2 separate regions of the Homo sapiens genome follow, and region 2 is linked to region 1. Evidence: chromatin loops called from intact Hi-C (ENCODE). Cell type or tissue: natural killer cell. All regions are shown on one strand. Each heading gives the region's core, and the rest is flanking DNA. Links, peaks and the distances in the headings are about the cores only.

What was found. Peaks named below come from ENCODE experiments on the same cell type or tissue, not always from the same donor. Only the 100,000 strongest peaks of a DNase experiment are listed, where the experiment ranks them.
Region 2: a loop joins it to region 1, with 5 times the contacts of the local background. A loop is called at or near these places in 2 of 110 quality-filtered maps.

What each region holds. Positions count from the first base shown.
Region 1 is chr5:71,532,037-71,536,433 of GRCh38, forward strand. It overlaps BDP1 (BDP1 general transcription factor IIIB subunit), which reads left to right. Exons shown (of 39, transcript NM_018429.3): 26 at 272-391. Among named protein-coding and RNA genes, the nearest start is that of MCCC2, 53 kb to the right of the region's middle. RefSeq lists a silencer at 1-33. In natural killer cell, for the core only: no CTCF peak of the experiment used is centred there; a DNase peak (open chromatin) is centred at 1,785.
Region 2 is chr5:71,599,057-71,603,453 of GRCh38, forward strand. It overlaps MCCC2 (methylcrotonyl-CoA carboxylase subunit 2), which reads left to right. Exons shown (of 17, transcript NM_022132.5): 4 at 603-704; 5 at 3,450-3,577. Among named protein-coding and RNA genes, the nearest start is that of MCCC2, 14 kb to the left of the region's middle. In natural killer cell, for the core only: a CTCF peak has its summit at 2,289; DNase peaks (open chromatin) are centred at 2,295 and 2,775; H3K27ac peaks cover 2,050 bases.

The DNA of each region.
Region 1 (4,397 bases), core at 178-4,177:
ATGAAATGCCAGGCACTAAGAAGATGAGTCTTAGAAAATTTGCTTACTGGTTTTAATAGTCACAGCCACCTCAAAAATTTTAAATGTTTTACTTTTGCCAAGTTGCTGTCAGTCAATAAAAGAATTACTCCATTCCATTTTTTAAGTTATGTATGAATGTGGATTATTTCTTCATTTTAGCGTTTCATCTTACTTATTCATGTTGAAGATGAGGCTTTGTTTTGCTGTTTATAATATGCCAAAATGAAATGATAAAACTTTATTTTGACAGCTTGAAATAACTGTGAATGTCCCAGATGTAGGATGCATAGCTGTTGTTGAACATGAGCTACCAAACACAGATGTGACTACTGAAGAAATGAAACAAGAAGAAAATTTGAGTGTACCGTTTGTAAGCATCCATTTTAATATGTTTTGGCCTTTTATTCTTTGTTTACTTTGAAAAGACTGGAGGTTCCTTTTGATAGCTTTAGGTTTATAAACACTTTACTTAGCTAATTTCTCTTTGTAAGGAGCTGTTAGTCTGAGTAGTAAAAACTAGTGAAAGCAATGATTTTGTTTGTTTGTGGGCAGAGCTCTTAATATCCTCATAGACTTTTACATTAAAATTCAGTTGCATTAAATTTATACTAAGTATAAACAAGTTAAAATATATTCTGTTGCGTTTTATTTGCACTCTTCCATTATTGGTATTTATTTGCCTTTGCAAGCGGAGGCTTGAAATTGTAACTTTTTAAAAACAGCTTTATTGACATATAATTTACACACCATATGATTTTCTCATTATTTAAAGTGCACAATTAAGTGACTTCTAGTATCGTGCAAACATTATCACAGTCAATTTTAGGACATTTTCATCACCTCAAAAAGAAACCTTATTAGCAGTCACTACTCCTTTCCTCCCAACCCTCACTGGCCTGGGGAACCAATAATTTGCCTTCTGTCTTTATAGATTTGCCTGTTCTAGATGTTTCCTAGACATGAAATTATAAAATCTGATCATTTGTGTCTGGCTTTTTTCACTTAATGTAACATTTTTTACTGTTCATCTATGTTGCAGCATGTAGTGGTACTTCCTTACTTTTTGTAGCCTAATAATATTCCATATGGATATGGTACATTTTGTATATCCATTCATCCATTCATGAACATTTGGATTATTTTCATTTTTTGTGTGTTATACATAATGCTGCTGTAAACATTCATGTAGAAGTGTTTGTGTACAATATGTTTTTATTTCTCTTGGGTACATTTCTAAAAATGTAATTGCTGAGTCATATGGTAACTCTATGTTTCATCAGTTGAGGAACTGCCAAACTGTTTTCCAAAGTAGCTATACCCTTTTACATTCCCACCAGCAGTTTATGAGGGTTCCTGTTCTTCCATGTCCTTGCCGGCACTTGTTATTTCACTTTTTTTTTTGTTCGGTGGATTTTTTTTTTTTTTTTTGAGACGGCCTTGCATTGTCACCCAAACTAGAGTGCAGTAACACAATTGTAGCACACTACAGCTTTGACCTCCTGAGTGTAAATGATCCTCTCCACTCAGCATCCCAAGTAGCTGGGACTGCAGGTGTGTGCCACCATGCCCAGCTAATTTTTTTTTTTTGTAGAGGTGGGGTCTTGCTGTGTTGTTCAGGCTGGTCTCGTACTCCTGTCCTCAAGTGATACTTTTACCTCAGCCTTCCAAAGTGTTGGGATTACAGGCATGAGCCACTGTGTCTGGCTTGACTTTTTGGATCTAGCTGTCCTAGTGAGTGTGAAGTGGTGTCACATTGTGGTTTTGATTTGTATTTCCTTGGTGACTAATGATGTCAGGCACATTTTATGTTCCTATTGGCCATTTGTATATCATCTTTGAGAAATGTCTATTCAAATCTTTTGTCTGTTTTTCTTTTATTGTGCTATTTGTCTTTTTATTATTGAGTTGTAAGGAGTCTTTATATAATCTAGATAAAAGTTGCTTAGCAGGTATATGATTTGCAAATATTTCCTCCCTTTCTGTGGGGTTGTCTTTTCACTTTCTTGATTTCCTTTAAAGCAAAAAGTTTTAAATTTTGATGAAGTTCAGTTAATCTGTTTTTTCATTTGTTGCTCATGCTTCTGTTGTCAGATCTGAGTCCTTTGTCAAACCCAAGGTCATGAAGATTTACCCATTTTTCTTCTAAAAGATGATTTTTGCTTTTACGTTTAAGTCTTTGATCCATTTTGAGTTTATTTTTATACATGGATAACCTCATTATCCAACTTATGTCTTTTGCATGTTGCTATCCATTTGTCCTATCACCATTTATTCGAAAAGACTATTCTTTCCCCATTGAATAGTCTTGGCACCCTTATCAAAAATCAGCTGACCATAGATGTATGGGTTTATTTCTGAATTCTCAATTCTGTTGCATAGATCTATATGTCTGTTCTCATGCTGGTGATGCTATATTGATTACTGTTACTTTGTAGTAAGTTTTTTTTTTGTTGTTGTTGTTGAGATGGAGTCTCGTCTGTCGCCCAGGATGGAGTGCAGTGGCATGATCTCAGCTCACTGCAAGCTCCGCCTCCTGGGTTCACACCATTCTCCTGCCTCAGCTTCCCAAGTAGCTGGGACTACAGGCGCCCACCACATTTTGAGACGGAGTTTTCCTCTTGTTGCCCAGGCTGGAGTGCAATGGCGCGATCTTGGCTCACCACAACCTCTGTCTCCCTGGTTCAAGCAATTCTCCTGTCTCAGCTTCCCGAGTAGCTGGGATTACAGGCATATGCCACCACGCCCTGCTAATTTTGTATTTTTCGTAGACACGGGGTTTCTCCATGTTGGTCAGGCTGGTCTCGAACTCCTGATCTCAGGTGATCCACCCGCCTCTGCCTCCCACAGTGCTGGGATTACAGGCATGAGCCACCGTGCCCGGCCTGGGATTGTTTTCTTAATTTCATTTTTGGATTGTTCGTTGCAAGTGTGTAGAAATAAAAATGATTTTTGTATATTAGCTTTATATCCTGCAACTTCTTTGGTGGATTCCTTAGGATTTTCTATTTGTCAAATCATGTCATCTGCAAATAAAGATAGTTTTACTTCTTTCTGTATTAGTTTCCTAGGATCACTGTAACAAAGTACAGATGCTCCTCGACTTATGAGGAGATTATGTCCTGATAAACCCATCATAAAATAACAATTTTTTTTTTTTTTTTAAAGACAGAGTCTCACTCTGTTGCCCAGGCTGGAGTGCAATGGCGCAATCTTGGAGGCTCACTGCACCCTCCGCCTCCCAGTTTCAAGTGATTCTCCTGCCTCAGCCTCCAGAGTAGCTGGGATTACAAGCGCCCGCCACCACATCCAACTAATTTTTGTATTTTTAGTAGAGATGGGGTTTCACCATGTTGGTCAGGCTGGTCTCGAACTTCTGACCTCAGGTGATCTGCCCACCTTGGCCTCCCAAAATGCTGGGATTACAGGTGTGAGCCACCGTGCCCGGCCTAAAATAAAAAAATTTTAAGTCGGGTACTCTTTGCACCACAAACTTGATAGCTTATAACCACAGAGAATTCTCCAGGCACTTATGGAGATGAGAAAAACAAAACAAAACAAATTTATTCTCTCACAGCTTTAGAGTCTAGAAGTCTAAAATCAAGGTGTCACCAATGTTGGTTCCTTCTGGAGGCTCTGAGGAAGAACCATCCCATGCCTTTCTCCTGCCTTCTGGTGGTAGCCGGCAGTCCTTACCATTTCTCAGCATGCAGCAGCATACTTCCACCCTCTGCCTCCATTACCACATGGCATTTTCCCCTTGTGTATGTGTAACCTCTCATCTTATAAGGAAAGGACACCAGTCATATTGGATTAGCACCAACTCTAATCCAATATGACCTCATCTAAATTTGATTATATCTACAAATACCCTATTTTTAAATAATGTCATATTCACATTATTTGGGTTTAAGACTTTGACATATCTTTCTAGGGGACACAATTCAACCTTTGATACTTTCTGACCTGAATGCCTTTTATTTCTTTTTCTTGCCTAACTGCCCTGGCTAGAACCTATAGTTCAAAGTTTAATAGAAGCGAGAGTGGGCATTTTGGTCTTATTCCTGATCTTAGGGGTAAAGTATCCAGTCTTTCATCATTTATTTTTTTCATAATTGAGATTTTATTGGTTGTGTTGAGGATCAGTACACAATTCTTCACATTTATACCGAAAATCTAAAAAGCCATGTATTGTAATTATTTTTAAGTTACTCTGGTGACTTTCCAGCTTAAAATTTGGAGGCAAGTTTTCATTAAAAGGCTATCAAGTACCAGTATCCTTACATGTTGATAAACTGTTACATACTTCCACAATTTGCAGTTAAATAGCATATATACTGCATACTCAAATTTTCAGTCTTTCACAGCACATTAACAAA
Region 2 (4,397 bases), core at 131-4,130, 67 kb after region 1:
CTCCAAAAGTTTTTAAGAGATGGGGTCTTGGCTGGGCGTGGTGGCTCATGCCTGTAATCCCAGCACTTTGTGAGGCCGAGGTGGGCAGATAACCTTCAGGTAAGGAGTTTGAGACCAGCCTGGCCAACATGGTGAAACCCCGTCTCTACTAAAAATACAAAAAATTAGCTGGTTGTGGTGGCGCATGCCTGTAATCCCAGTTACTCGGGAGGCTGAGGCAGGAGAATCGCTTGAACTCAGGAGGTGGAGGTTGCAGTGAGCTGAGATCGCGCCACTGCACTCCAGCCTGGGTGACAGGGCAAGACTCCATCTCAAAAAACAACAACAACAACAAAAAAGAGATGGGGTCTCACTATGTTGTCCTGGCTGGCCTCCAACTCTTGGGCTCAAACAGTCCTCTTGTCTCAGCCTCCTGAATAACTGGGATTACAGACTTGAGCCACCACACCCATTTTAGATTTTTAAAAATAGATTTTATATACAACATGTGTATTTGAAATATTGTCCCATTGAGGAAAAATCTTTTCCTTTTCCATGTGTAACTGTTTAAATGTGTAGTTTTTAATGACATTAATTCAAACAACATCCTTTCTTCGCTTTAGGTCTCCATTTCTGGAATTATCCCAGTTTGCAGGTTACCAGTTATATGACAATGAGGAGGTGCCAGGAGGTGGCATTATTACAGGCATTGGAAGAGTATCAGGGTGAGTATTCTACTTGTGCTTCATAATGTGGGTTGAGAAGAAGACTTTGATGAGGCACAGGCATCCAGCACTCACTTTGCATATTAGCATGCGATTTGTATGCTATTTATATTATGTAGGACTGGCTGGGTGTGGTGGCTCACGCCTGTAATCCCAGCACTTTGGGAGGCTGAGGTGGGTGGATCACCTGAGGTCAGGAGTTTGAGATCAGGCTGGCCAATGTGGTGAAACCCTGTCTCTACTAAAAATAAAAAAATAAGCCGGCATGGTGGCACACGCCTGTAGTCCCAGCTACTTGGGAGGCTGAGGCAGGAGAATCGCTTGAACCTGGGAGGCAGAAGTTGCAGTGAGCTGAGATGGAGCCACTGCACTCCATCCTGGTGACAGAGCAAGACTCCGTCTCAAAAAAAAAACAAAAAGATGTCTTTCCATGGAGACAAGGGCAAGGAAGGAGACCAGTCTTTATCTTTTAACTAGAGATGCTCTAGTACTGGATATTATGGCTGAAAAAAATTCAGTCATTTAATAGGTATAAAGTAGTACTTAATTATAAATTCTTTCTTTTTTCCTTTTTTGTTTTTTTTAGAGATGGTGTCTCGCTCTGTTGCCTAGGCTAATCTCGAACTTCTGGGCTCAAACGATGTTGAATATAGGCTAGCACATCATTATAATTTTTTTTTTTTGAGTTGGGGTCTTACTCTGTTGCCCAGGCTGGAGTGCAGTGACATGATCATAGCTTACTGTAGCCTCAAACTCCTGGCATCAAATGATCTTCCTGCCTTGGCCTCCCAAAGTGCTGGGATCACAAGCATGAGCCATTGCTCTGGCCTTTATTATAATTCAAATTGACCTTTCTTACATAAAAATTGTTGAATGGTTTATATCATCACTACTCTTTCTCTGACAAATGACAGATGAGCTGAATTTGCTCAAATTAAGCAAAAAAGAGGATATATTGATTCTCTTATCTGGTGAGTCTGGGCATGGCTGTATCTGGGAGCTCAAATGGTCTTAGGTATTACTAGGTCCCAGGCTGTTTTCTACTCCTGGCCCTGACTTGCTGTGTGTCAGCTTTGTTTCTAGGCAGCCTCTCTAAATCCAGAGGCAGTGATGGTCATAGGCAGTTCCTGGTTTATATTCTATAAGTTTAGCAGCTGCAGTGGAAGGCAAGATCTGCTTAGGCTTAGAGCCTGTCCCATTGCCGAGCCTCAGTGGGAACTCTGGGTAGAAAGACCTGGTCCCTGTGCCCCCCTTTAAGGCAGGCTCTGGGGTCAGTCCTACTTGAGCCACCTGGATTAAAGATAAGAGGCAGTTTCTGAAAGAAGGTTTAGTTTTGTTGCCAAAATAATAGATGCTGGGTAGGCAAAACCAATAGAAATGCAATCTAGTATTTTTGTGGGCCAATTTGATTTCTCATTCTGTAACAAGTCTGTGACCTTTAATAGACAAGCAGATATGGCTATGTCCCTTGTCCATGGTCACATAACTAACAAGTTGGCAGAGCCAGAATTTCAGTCTAACTTTGTCTGACTTCACAGCCTGGCCTCTTTCCAGTACCAGAGCTTCTTAAACTTTCTAGCGTAGCACCCCCAGTGGTAGGAAGTATGAGCACACACTCTGGAGTGTGAGGTTATGGCCCAGCAACCTATGAGAAGCCTACATTTCCTTTGAAGTCTAGTTCGTTTAATGTTAAATCATTAAAAGTTTGCATTCTACTCTATAAAATGTTCATTGCAGTGCAGAAAAAGGTTTTATATGACCTAGGGAATAAAATTGATGCTCAAAGAAGAGTCCTGTTTGTCTTGTGGCGAGCCCTGCTGGCCACATATCCTAGTATGAGAAGCTCAACACTACCCTGTGCTGGGTGTTCAGTTGCCGTTCTCTATTTTCAGCAGGGATTTAATGACTCACTCTTTAGAGTTGTAGGCAGCATAAAGTGAGGTAACACAAACATCAGAAACATAAAGAAAATTGAATTTTGTAAAGAGCACACTGTTGTCATCTCAGATTTCAAGGGTACCTCTGACCTTAAGGTTTCCTGCCAGTGCTGTACAGTTTCCCCAACCAGCTGTGGTTGTTGGCCGCCCTGCTCTTTGTGACTCATACCCAATAAACTGGTTTTGGTGAGAAAGGGCACTGTTGATGACTCAGGATACCTTTCATGTGTTTTTAGTATATTAAAGTTTGCATTCATTCTGACTTCAGTTAAGATGAACGTTATATTTTAGACTACATTTAGTTTTGTAGAAAACCATGGGGCTGTAATGTTGAAGAACAAGAATACAAAAAATAAATCTTAGTACTAAAGGTCAGTTTTCATTTTTGCAAAATACCCTCCTAAAAGGAGACTTTGAAGGTTTATTATGAGGGAATTCTTTTCCCTTGAGACTTGGATTTTTTTTTTCATTATTATTTTCATCTTATTAGGACCTTTTCATTCAAAGAACCATTATGACACAAGGCTTAGGTTGTTAGTTTTTTATTACTAATCTAGGACTGATGACTTTTCAAAAACCAAGTGTGAGTTTATAAACTTGTTAGAAGTAATTGTTTTGTATTATATAAATTAATATGTGAACTGTGATTAAAGTTTGCATTTATATCCTAAGACTGCTGTCTGCTAATGGATGTTAATAGTGATACGTACTAGAAGTTGAAGGTTGTATTGGGGTATCTTGTAATGAGTGTAATTAGTTTTGAAGAAATCTCTTAAATTCTCTCTCCAATGAAATTTCTGCCTTTCAGAGTAGAATGCATGATTATTGCCAATGATGCCACCGTCAAAGGAGGTGCCTACTACCCAGTGACTGTGAAAAAACAATTACGGGCCCAAGAAATTGCCATGCAAAACAGGCTCCCCTGCATCTACTTAGGCAAGTCACCAGAGTGGTAAAATAAACTATTATTAGCTGGTAAAATGCAAGATAGTTTGGAAGGCTGTATGTATTACATTTGGGATGGGTATTTTATAAACCTGTTGATTTCTCCTGTAATTATAAAGGAAACACAGGTTCTTTGCTGAAAACTCTGGGGGAAAGTAAACAAGAACTGTTCATAGTACTAGTGCATAATACTCATACATTTTGACGCATGCCAGTTTTTTTCTCTATGTGTTGTGTGGTTTTTTTTTTTTGTTCTCTAGATCCTGTTTTTCTTTTAACTTTATGGATCATACTATGAAAAAAATAGTAGCAAGTATTTATAGATCTCTTGAGTGCCAGGTACTGAGTTAAATGTGCAAGTATTATATAATTTGAGCAGATGTAATTTAAAGTAAATTTAATTTCCAGTGAAAGTAAACTTATATTTGAAATTAAAACACATTTAAATCAAAGAACCTGAAAGCAAAGCAGTTTAAAATGGGCCTTTCCTCCGGGCGCGGTGGCTCACGCCTGTAATCCCAGCACTTTGGGAGGCCGAGGCAGGCGGATCATGAGGTCAGGAGATGGAGACCATCCTGGCTAACACACTGAAACCTCGTCTCTACTAAAAAAAAATACAAAAAATTAGCCGAGCGTGGTGGCAGGCAGCTGTAGTCCCAGCTACTTGGGAGGCTGAGGCAGGAGAATGGTGTGAACCTGGGAGGCGGAGCTTGCAGTGAGCTGAAATCGTGCCACTGTACTCCAGCCTGGGCGACAGAGAGAGAGACTGTCTCAAAAAAAAAAAAAAAAAAAAAAAATGGGCCTTTCCTGA